3 separate regions of the Homo sapiens genome follow, and regions 1 and 2 are each linked to region 3. Evidence: chromatin contacts called from ENCODE Hi-C or POLR2A ChIA-PET data. All regions are on one chromosome and are shown on one strand. The core of a region is the stretch at or near the end of the contact, and the rest is flanking DNA. Distances in the headings are between cores, read along the strand shown.

Region 1 (3,457 bases), core at 361-2,860, 85 kb before region 3:
GGTTAGACTGAACGCTCGGACAGCGGCTCTGCCCCACGGCAGTGGCGTGGGCTGGGGGCAGCAGCTGCAGCGTGGGCGTTCTCTGATTCCTATTGATCTGTTTCAGATTCTGTGCTGATCTTCTGTAATTAACAAGTTAGTGTAAAAAACATTACTTCTACAGAACGTTGCAAAATCTCTCCCCAAATCCCTGTACCTGGGGGCTTTATCCACCTGGAAATGACTCTGGTAAGTTGGGGTTGCCAGACTCTAAAGCAGCCGATTTGTTAATTGATTAAAATCTGGCCTAGTTCCAGAACAGATTGCAAATAGATCACATAGAATAAAATGCATAAAATAAAATAAAACCAGAAAGTGGGATGGAGGTTTGAAGCAAGGGGAAATGTCATCCACGGGTTTGCAGCGTGTGTGGCTGGGCTGAGAGCCGGGGCCTGAGTGGCAGGGAGGAGGGTGGCCGGCGTTGCCCTGCTTAGAGAAGGGCTGTGCTTTGCTGCAGCAGAAATTGCTTGTGTGGGACGCACGCAGAGTGGCTTATGTTCCAAAACGCCCCGGCAGCCGTCCCACCAGCCCTTCCTGCAGGAGCCGAGTTCCCCTCTGGGCAGCACCCTGTACGTGTCTCTGTTCTCGCTGAAGCTTTTCCTCAGTGGCATGCGGGCCGCTGTGTTGTCAGGGGCAGGCCCCTGTCACTCAGACATGAAGTGGACAGGCCCCTTTCTAGACACGGAGGCAGCTGGACAGGACATGGAGTGGATCTTCTTTGCATTTTGCAGTGAGGGCGTTGCAAGAGCAGCCTGCAGATGCAGCCGGCGATGAGCCCCTCCAGAGGCAAGTGTGGCTCGGCCTCAGCACCGAATGGAACCTTGAGGCTCTTCCCGTGGAGCCCGGCAGGCGGATCAGGAGCCCCGTGCCCGATCAGCTCTTTGGACATCTAGAAAAAGTCTGTCTACAGAAAACCCCATCACTACAAACTTTAATCTGCTTGGAATTTGCATCTTACAGGCTTCCAAATTAACTTTCCAAAATGGTCTCTATTCCAGGGATCAAATCAGCCATTCTCTTGCCTGTGGTTTGAAATGTGGCCTGGGCCACGTGCCCCTAATCTCCAGGTGTCTCTGGGCTGCCTCCACTGTGGCTCTTTCCGTCCATCTGCTCTCAAGCTGCTCCCACACTCCTTCCAGGACTGTGCCTTTCTACGTCTTTGACTGTGTCCGTAGCACAAACTCTCCTTTCTTTCATCTTGTTTTACTTTTCTGATTACTTATCCAAGAAATAAAAATTGATGTTTTCAAGTTCCAATGCAAAGGAATAAACACACTCAAGTTTTAATCATCGTCTCCCAGCTGTGGACAGAAATGTGACCTGGGAATTAATCACTCACGGAGCCGGCCTGACCCGTCAGCGGCAGGAGGGCTGCTCCCCAGTCTCCCCGGCCGCATGGCCCTGCACCTGCAAAGCTTTCCACAAGAATACGGAAGGAGGAACTTCCGGTTTTTCTTTGAAAGAGGAAGCTTGGATCAATCATGGGTATTTTCAGTGAGTTTATTATTTCTGCTTTCCCCAGAAATAGCTCTGTGCTGCTGAGACATGCAAGCACTGCTGGCGGAACACTCAACACGGAAAGTCCCCGAAGCTCTGAGTCCCACGTTTGCAGTTAACAGCTCCTTAAAAAGCTAATGAGTGAAAATCTTCAAGATTAGCCATGGTTGGCCTCTTGAATTGGAGCTGCAACCCTCGTTTGCTCTCACAAGCATATTGTTGTTGTCATTATTAAATAGTCTCTTACTGCAGAGAGGTAGGCTTTAAAAAGGAACCAGTCTCATAAAATTGACTTTTCTGTGGTGGATATAAAGTCCTAAATTAGTAGTCTTTATGCACAGAAAAATAAGTGCCGCAACAGTGGTGTCAGTGAAATTCCTCCTCGCAGGAACCTGCGAATAGCCAATCTTTACAAGCCATACAGCAGGACTTCCCTTAGAAGACACCATTCAGTGCTTCCTTTAGCCTAGGCAGGATTTTCAAGGTGTTAGGAAATTACACTATAACTTTCAACTTTCACTGAGCTGTATCAGTCAGATTGCTGACAATTCAAACTCACTTAAATAATAATGTAACAAAGGGGGTCTATTGGCTTCTGTAGCTGACATCCAGAAGAGAAGGCTTCAGCGATGGTTTGACCCAGCAGCTCAGTGATGTCACCAACCACGTGGTCTTGTTTTAATCTCCCTGTTCTGCATTATCTTGAGACTGGTTCTTCCTGACACCACAAAGTGGTTTCTGACAGTGCCTTGGGACCATGAAAGTGAGGGTCTCCTTGTCCAGGTGCCAGAAGCCAGAGCCTGGAGGCGAGTCAGACTGGGCTAGTGTTAGGCCACATCTCCAGCCCCAAGTGACCATTGAAGGTGGGGAAGACCATGTGCAGTGTGACACCCTGGAGCTGTGGCAGCGGCCAGCTTCACCAGGGCACAAAGCTTGGAGCGGGGTTAAATCTAAGCACTGTTCATATATTCAGGGAAAATCAATGTCTCCACCAGGACTAGAAAGATGTGAAAATACCTTTGAGCGGAGCTTATAAATAATGTATTACTTATCAATACCTTCCGTCTAAACGGCAGGGCCAATGACTTGTGGAAAATCATGTTGCAAATTCCATGGACTAAATCCATAAAGCCAGGCATGTAGCTCATCCTCCCCAAAAATCCCAGAAAATCTGGCCCTGAAATGTGGCCCAATGACTGTCATCAGCCCCAGGGTGTCCTGCAGTTCCTGCTTCCTACTGTATACACCTCGGCCCTGTGTCTGCAGGAGCCTATTACCTACTGCATACATCTTGGCCCCGTGTCTGCAGGAGCCCCTCTATTACCTACTGTATACACCTTGGCCCAGTGTCTGCAGGAGCCTATTACCTACTGTATACACCTCAGCCCCATGTCTGCAGGGGCCCCTCTATTACCTACTGTACACACCTCAGCCCCGTGTCTGCAGGAGCCTATTACCTACTGTATACACCTCGGCCCCACGTCTGCAGGAGCCCCTCTATTACCTACTGTACACACCTCAGCCCCGTGTCTGCAGGAGCCTCTCTATTACCTACTGTACACAGCTCAGCCCGTGTCTGCAGGAGCCTCTCTATTACCTACTGTATACACCTCAGCCCCGTGTCTGCAGGAGCCCCTCTATTACCTACTGTATACACCTCAGCCCCGTGTCTGCAGGAGCCTCTCTATTACCTACTGTATACACCTCAGCCCCGTGTCTGCTGGAGCCCCTCTATTACCTACTGTATACACCTCAGTCCCGTGTCTGCAGGAGCCCCTCTATTACCTACTGTATACACCTCAGCCCCGTGTCTGCAGGAGCCCCTCTATTACCTACTGTATACACCTCAGCCCCGTGTCTGCAGGAGCCTATTACCTACTGTATACACCTCAGCCCGGTGTCTGCAGGAGCCCCTCTATTA
Region 2 (3,587 bases), core at 692-3,191, 100 kb before region 3:
TTTCCACTCTGTCCACACCTGAGGCTGCATCTCAGCTGGAAAATTACACTGGAATTCTAAATAATAATCATTATTGTTTCTGGTTATTTTGAATCCACTGACAAAGACCTTTACAAAATAATTGCACCATTTGAGGTGCAGGGGAAGATTCTTGAGTTGGTGTGTGAGGAGAACATTAGGGAAATTCTGCAGTGGTGTTCTGTTTAGTAAGTATAATTGCAAGGAGTGTATCATGTTAAAACGCCTGACGTAGCGTCTTGTAATAACACATGGTTTCCGTCGAGAAGCAGATGGTTCTCGGCCTCCCCTTAGAATAAAACATCATCATTTCACCACACCCACAAGCTCCACTGCAGAGTGAGAGCAAAGCCGTATGCCGCACACTTCAGATCCGTGTAATTGCAGCCTGAGAACACTTTTTAGGGAGAAGTGCCTTTAAAAAGAAACAACTTATTAGAATATCAGATAAAAGGGTCCTGGAAGAATGGTATTCAGTAGTAACTATAGCTGTGGCTTACAGAAAAGCACAAATGAAACATTTCTATCTCGAAGACTTGTGGTCCCTGGATGTTTTAAACTTCATGTTTCTGGACAAAGTAAAAAAGACACACTCACTGTGCTTCAGATGCTTTCATTTCACCATAAGAAGACGTGAACAAGGTTTTTCTGCTCATATATTGAAACCTTTCACAAAAGTTCTCTTAAAAATGGAGATATAACTCGTACCATATAATTCATGCCTTTAAAATGCCCAATTCAGGGGTTTTTAGTATATTTACAAGGTTGTGCAGCCATTACCGCTATTCAGTTCCGGAGGGTTTTCATCACCAAAAGGAACCCGGGACCCTCAGGGTCAGGAACTTGCTTCCCAGTGTAATGGAAGCAGGCGGCCACTAGATGGAGACGTCTCTCCACCGCCTTGCAGGTGGGGCTCGCACCCCGGGGAGGTCAGAGGGAGGGACTCCGCGCAGGAGGCCGGCCTCAGCCCCGTGGCACCTGCAGGCCTCCGGACACCTGCCTCCGCCCCTCACTTCTCGCGAGACAGTTTCCCCAAATACCTTATGCCTAGTCCTGTCCGTGCAAGAGAGGCTCTTTAGGAAGAATGTGCACACACGTTCTTTATTTTACTAGTTATTTCTTACGTATTATTATACATTAATTCGAATGTGTTACAGAGAGTAATATAACAGGCACATTAGTCCATGATGTCACTCGTTTTACTTACAATGAGCCTAAGTGGAAAAGCAAAATTACATTTAAAATTAATTCGAGAAACATATTAAGTGACTGTCGGTTGAGGTGCAGACATGGCCAAGTCCTGTGGGGCACCCCAGCTTCTAGGCTCTGAAACAGCGCAGGAAGGATGCCTGTGGGAGGATGAAGTAAAAATCCCTTGACTTCCACGAGAATGGGACAGCCCCCTTCCAGGCGCAGATGTGTGCTCCACGTTGCCTGGGAATCGATGACTCTGTCTCACCTGCTCTCCCCTCCGGCCTCCAAGCAGGAGGCCCTTGATCCATTTGTGTGATCAGCCGCGGGGGACGAACTCCTCAGTCCTGGGGAGGTTCGTCCTCGGATAATGCAATCAGGAAGCTGGCTCTTTATGGAACTGGCCATCCCGGGCAGTGCTTGCAGTTATGGGGGCAAGAATACAGGCTGAGGGGCTGAGGGGGGTCTTTGGGCGGCACATGGCCATGGACGGGGCTTAGCTTACAATTTTGAAACCTGGAAATCAAGGTTTTGGAAACAAGCCTGATTGTAGGTTGAGTCACTCGGTGTTTTGGGGCCTCTGTCTGCTGGGGACGCACCAGCTGGGAGGGGAGGCAGCAAGTTCACCTGCTTCCTGTTCCCCCATGGGGCTTGGGTTCCTGTTCCCCCACGGGGAGCTTCTTGTTCTGCCACGGGGGCTTCCTGCTCCCCACGCTGCCCTGGCCTCCGCCTGTGCCTCTGTCAGCCAAAATCGCAGGCCTCAGAGGCTTCACATGCTCGGGGTAGGGTTTGACGTGGGCGGCAGTCCTGGGAAGTTAGAGGCCTCACCCCTATTTTCTAGATGAGAGAAGTGGCATTCAAAGCATTTAAGTAACTCTGGTTACTGGGGAGATGGTCTGTGAGCTTTGGTTCTTTAACTCCACACTTTCTTTTCATATATTCTACTTTCTCCGAATTATTTTCACCCCAGGAGAGTAAGGTACTTGCCTGTAGACTCACATGCTCTTGGCCACCTTCTAGCGCGGTAACTACCCACTTTGTCTTGGGGAGAGTGTGGAGTGAGGAAACCTGAGACAGCCCAGGATTTCTCCACCGCACACAGTGTTGCAATTTTTTGAGGGTGGGGGTGGAAATTCATGCACTAATTGCCTTTATGAGAACAAATGATGGCGTTGCGTAATGTTATTGTATAAAGGGAGTGTTATTTCCTATTATTAAGCATCTGCTTAAGATGCTTGGGGGAGAATATAAAAGTCATTTAAGAAATATTTGTTGAGGAAATAAATGAATAAATAAATTAGATAAGAATAGCACCTGGTCTCAAAGAATCATCAAGCTAATAAGATCTTCTATCGAGCTTATAAAAAACAAAGTTCTACCAAGAAGCTGGCAGGACTCTGTAGTCTTTCATGATTTCCAAATCGTGGAACCACCATCCACCTCTGCATTCCTGTTTGCAACTGAGGGTTCCACCAACCCCAGAGGGGAAGAAAAATCACAATACAACAATAAAAAAAACCCAATAAAATACCGTGTAAACAGTATTTACACCGCATTGCATAGTTCGAGGTATCCCAAGTCCTCTAGAGAGGATGCCCCATTCCAGGCGAGGCCCCGCCCCGTGGGTTCTGGCGTCGGGCGGGGGGGGGGGGTCTGGGGCGCCTCCCCTGGGGGTGTCACGAGGCCACCTGTGCGTCCACAGGGGCTTCTCGAGTTTGCCCCTCGCTGTCCCCACACCAGGGCAACATTGGGCCTTCAGACAGGTGTGTGCAAGATGAAAGATGAAATTCATTTTCCCATCTCCATAGCATCCGACAGACAATGCCGGCAAAACCCAGCCTGGTAAAGAGGGAGAGAAGGAACCAGGCTTTGGCAAGAGAGGCGCCGTGGTTTCCCCAGAGAACACAGTGGAAGACTTCCGAAGGGCCAGGTTCCTCCTCAGGGCGGAGGGGGCGGCGCTGACCGGGCTGAGACCGGGCTTGGAAGGAGCAGGTGGGGCTGGAGGCCCTGCAGGGTCTCGGCTGGGTCCGCAGTTTTAAATCAGAACGGGAGCTCCGGGCCTGTCATCGTCCTCATGGTAAGAGGCCTGGAACCCGAGGCCAGGAGGCTGGGAGGGAGCCTGGGGAGGCTAAAGTGAGCCCAGCCTGCCCGGGGTCTGCACTGGGGCCTCACTGCCCGGTCTCCTCTCCTCCTGACAATCAGGGGCGTTGATTAGCAGAAAACCCAGTTAGAGATGGTGCTGGTGGCAAATATGAAAAATGGCACAGTTGTCCGTCCCTTGATGTCCCTGGGGGACGCGTCCCAGAACCTCGAATATGGGACCAGTCCCCACACTCAGTCCCTGCAGCCAGGAGGACCTGCCATGTGCAAACTACTGG
Region 3 (3,375 bases), core at 636-3,135:
TGGATGGATAATGGATCAATTGATGGCTGGGTGGGTAAATACATGGATGGATAATGGGTGGGTGGGTGGACAGATCGATGAATAAATGAATGAATGGATGGATGGTGGATGAATGAGTGGACAGATGGATGGATGGATGGTGGATAAATGGAAATGGATGGATGGTGATGGGTGGGTGGATGAGTGGTGGAATGATAGATGGATGATGGATGGGTGAATGGGTGGATGAATGAATGGATGGGTGGGTGGGTGCATAAATAATCGGTGGATGGATGAGTTAATAGATGAATGTGGCTAAATGGATAATGGATGAATGGGTGGGTGAGTGGGTACATGGATGGGTAGAAGAATGGATGGATGGATGAATAATGGATGAATGAGTGGGTGGATGGATGGATAAGGGATGGATAATGGATAAATGGGTAGGGGGATGGATGGATAGATGGGTGGGTGGGTGGATGGATTGATGAAGGGATGAATGAATGAGTGGATAGATGGGGGTGGATGGATGGATGTTGGATGGATAATGGATAGATGGGTTGGTGGGTGAATAAATGGATGAAGGGAAGGATAACTGGATGAATGGGTGGGTGGGTGGATGGATGGATGAAGGGATGAATGAATGGATGGATGGGTGGGTGGATGGACATGGATGGATAATGGATGAAGGGATGGATGGATGGATGGATGGATGGGTGGGTGGTGGGTGGGTGGATGGATAGATGGGTGGGTGGATGGGTGGGTGGATGGATGGGTAGATGGATGGGTGGATGGATGGATGGATGGAACAACCTATTAACACAGTGAGAAGGTCCTGCAGCCCGCACCTTAACCCTGTCAGTGCCTTCACCTGTAGACTGGGTATGTGACATGCCTCGTTTCCCTCTCAGAGCAGCTTTGAGGATCAAATGAGGTAGCACACATTTGAAAAATACTCTGACAACCATAGTTGAGCTACAGACATTAGCTGTTATAATCTAGATTAAGTGGTGTCTAAATTTGTGAAAAGTCTATATTAGAGGGTTTTTAAAAAATTTTTCCTTTATTTCTTTCAAGTCTATGTCATTACAAGAACTAATTGCTAATAGCACATTTTCAAGTCAGGTCCTGCTGGGACCTCCAATGAAAAGGAAAAAAAATCTCATAATTAGCAGCCTTATTTGCATGCAAACAATGAGTATTCTGAAAGTCTTTAAAATGCTCCCATGAGGAAACACTTGCATTCTTGTTTTAAGAGATTAAATTGCTTGGCAAACCCCCTTCTCACTAGAAAGTCAGAAGGTAAACTTGAATCCAGCCAAATCATCGTTAAGTTCCAATTATTCCAAATTCCAAATTAAGGTAGTCTCAGTTAATAAGGTTTCCAGGTACAGTCCATGAAGACACAAAAATTAGAACCATCCGTGAATTCAGCGACCCTCATTTTCTGGGTAGACACACACAGGCAGTTCCGTGGTCAGTCTCCAGGTTCCATGCTGCGGGAGGTGGCTGGTAGTGGCCCTCCCTGCAAAGCAGTGTAGCCTTGGAGAGGCAGTGGCCGAGCCAGGCAGCAGCGTGTGGGGACATCAGGATGAGAAAGTGCAGTGCGGCTGGGTGGAGGCGGCGGAAGGGAAGAGGGGAGCTCCCAGGACACTGACAGCCACCCCGACACCCCGAACTGTGTGGGAGGAGTGGGGGATTCCCACGCCAGCTGGACATGGATACATTTTTGTTTCCCTATTGCTGTTTTAAAAACTGTGAAAACCTCCTCTGTCTTCCCCAGGATTCTTTTGTTTTTCCTCCAGGTAAAGGCACATTTGGCAGCCAAAGCTGTTTTTCAACCTCTGGTGCTTTCCCTTCCGATTAAAGTTACAGGAGGCCCTGAGGCAGAGCTGGTGATCACAAGCCTCTCTCTTGGCTAGACACGCAGTTTTTATTTGAATAGCATTATTGTTGTATGGTGTAAAATGCAGGGACAATGGAAGATTGACTACTGCACTGACTCAAATTTGGCCAAGGAAGCTCTGAGACATCAGCATCAGAACTTACGCTTTCAGCCAAGAAGGACTAACAGGGACCAGATTTACTCTTCCATGAAAACAAGTTAAAAAATGGACAGAATATCTGAAACCTGTGTTAGGCATCAGACACCAGGCACCGAGAGACCGTGGTCCCTGAGGAGGGCGGGCAAACAAGGTGGGGCCCAGTGCACGGCGGGCGTGGGTTCCAGCCCCAGTGCAGGGAGAGGCCCCAGGCAGGGCTGAGGAGAAGGAGCCAAGTCCAAGGAGGAAACAGAGGCTGGAGGTCTCAGGCTGGATCTCCAGCGAGGAGAGCTGCCCGGAGGGAGGGCTCTGGGATCTGCAAGGGGAGCCCCGAGTCTTCAGTCAAGGGTTGACCAGCCCAAGAGGCTTCGGGGAGCAACATGGGGTCTCACTCAGAGCCGGGAGTAGCCCTCATCCCGCTGTCCACAGTGGAAACACTCGCAAGGCACCAGGCAGTGTCCTGAGAAGGGCTTTGTCTTCACAGTGTGAAAAATTAGTTGGAGACTAAACACTGCTCAGGTCCCACCTGATGAAGCCAAAAAGCAAGGATGACCCAAAAGGATCAACATCTTCCAAAGCTCAAGATCAACACCTTCCAAAGCTCCAGATCAACACCTTCCAAAGCTCAAGATCAACACCTTCCAAAGCTCAAGAGAATGAGGCAGAACTCACAATGTCTAGCATCTGATCAGAAATTAGCAGCATTCAAAGAAGCAGGAGAGTACAACCTAGAAGAAGAAAATTGAATCAGTTAAACCAACGGTGAACGGAGCAGATGAAGAGTTAGCCACAAGACAGTAGAACACTTACTACGACAATCTTCCCGCATTCAGGGAGTCAGAGGGGAGGCTGAGAATGGAAGGCATAAAAATTCCCAAACCAAACTTCAGGAGTGGAAAGCTGCAGCACTGGAGTTGAGAGGTGTAGTGGGCAGGCTCCATGGCAGATGAGACGGTGCAGAAGGAAAAAGCCAGTAAATTTGAAGACGTGGCACTAGCGACGATGTAAAATAAAAACAGAGGAAAGGTCTGAAATGCAGACTGTTCATGAACCGCGGGCCAGTGTCAAGCAGCTTAACACATGTGCAGCTGCAGCTGCTGGAGGAGGGGGCAGGATATTGGAACAGAATGGCTGACATTTTTCCATGTTTGTTGAAAACTACAAAAAGAAAGGAAGGGAAGGACGGGCATACAGATTAAGATGGAAGAAATGGCCTTATTTGTAGATGACGTGATTGTCTACACAGAAAACCAAGGAATCTACAGCAAAACTAGGACTTATAAGTGAATTCGCAAGCTCACAGGATAAATGTCAACCAACAAAAGTCAATCGCATGTCTATGTACTAACACTAC

What was found. Hi-C counts contacts between places; a loop is a spot of excess contacts on that map. ChIA-PET counts read pairs that join two places held with the same protein, here RNA polymerase II (POLR2A). Pooled maps may share reads with other maps.
Region 1: a loop to region 3 is called in a map of K562, with 3 times the contacts of the local background. The contact joins two enhancer-like sites. A Hi-C loop is called at or near these places in 8 of 168 maps with a recorded cell type or tissue (K562, astrocyte of the cerebellum, head of caudate nucleus and 4 more) and 2 of 50 pooled maps.
Region 2: a map of transverse colon shows a loop between it and region 3 (4-fold over the local background). The contact joins two enhancer-like sites. A Hi-C loop is called at or near these places in 29 of 168 maps with a recorded cell type or tissue (CD14-positive monocyte, GM13976, GM13977 and 17 more) and 5 of 50 pooled maps. POLR2A ChIA-PET finds 5 or more read pairs at or near these places in 2 of 52 experiments (OCI-LY7 and Panc1).

Annotation. Positions count from the first base shown.
Region 1 is chr18:79,623,449-79,626,905 of GRCh38, reverse strand. No RefSeq gene overlaps it. Among named protein-coding and RNA genes, the nearest start is that of CTDP1-DT, 55 kb to the left of the region's middle. RefSeq lists enhancers at 1-17, 166-665. Within about 2 kb of position 1,610, at least 4 of the 41 ENCODE cell types and tissues checked have a DNase peak (open chromatin) inside an H3K27ac peak, as active enhancers do.
Region 2 is chr18:79,641,570-79,645,156 of GRCh38, reverse strand. It overlaps CTDP1-DT (CTDP1 divergent transcript), which reads left to right. Exons shown (of 5, transcript NR_136643.1): 3 at 3,018-3,286. Among named protein-coding and RNA genes, the nearest start is that of CTDP1-DT, 36 kb to the left of the region's middle. RefSeq lists an enhancer at 1-191. Within about 2 kb of position 1,941, at least 5 of the 41 ENCODE cell types and tissues checked have a DNase peak (open chromatin) inside an H3K27ac peak, as active enhancers do.
Region 3 is chr18:79,539,286-79,542,660 of GRCh38, reverse strand. No RefSeq gene overlaps it. Among named protein-coding and RNA genes, the nearest start is that of CTDP1-DT, 140 kb to the left of the region's middle. Within about 2 kb of position 1,885, at least 2 of the 41 ENCODE cell types and tissues checked have a DNase peak (open chromatin) inside an H3K27ac peak, as active enhancers do.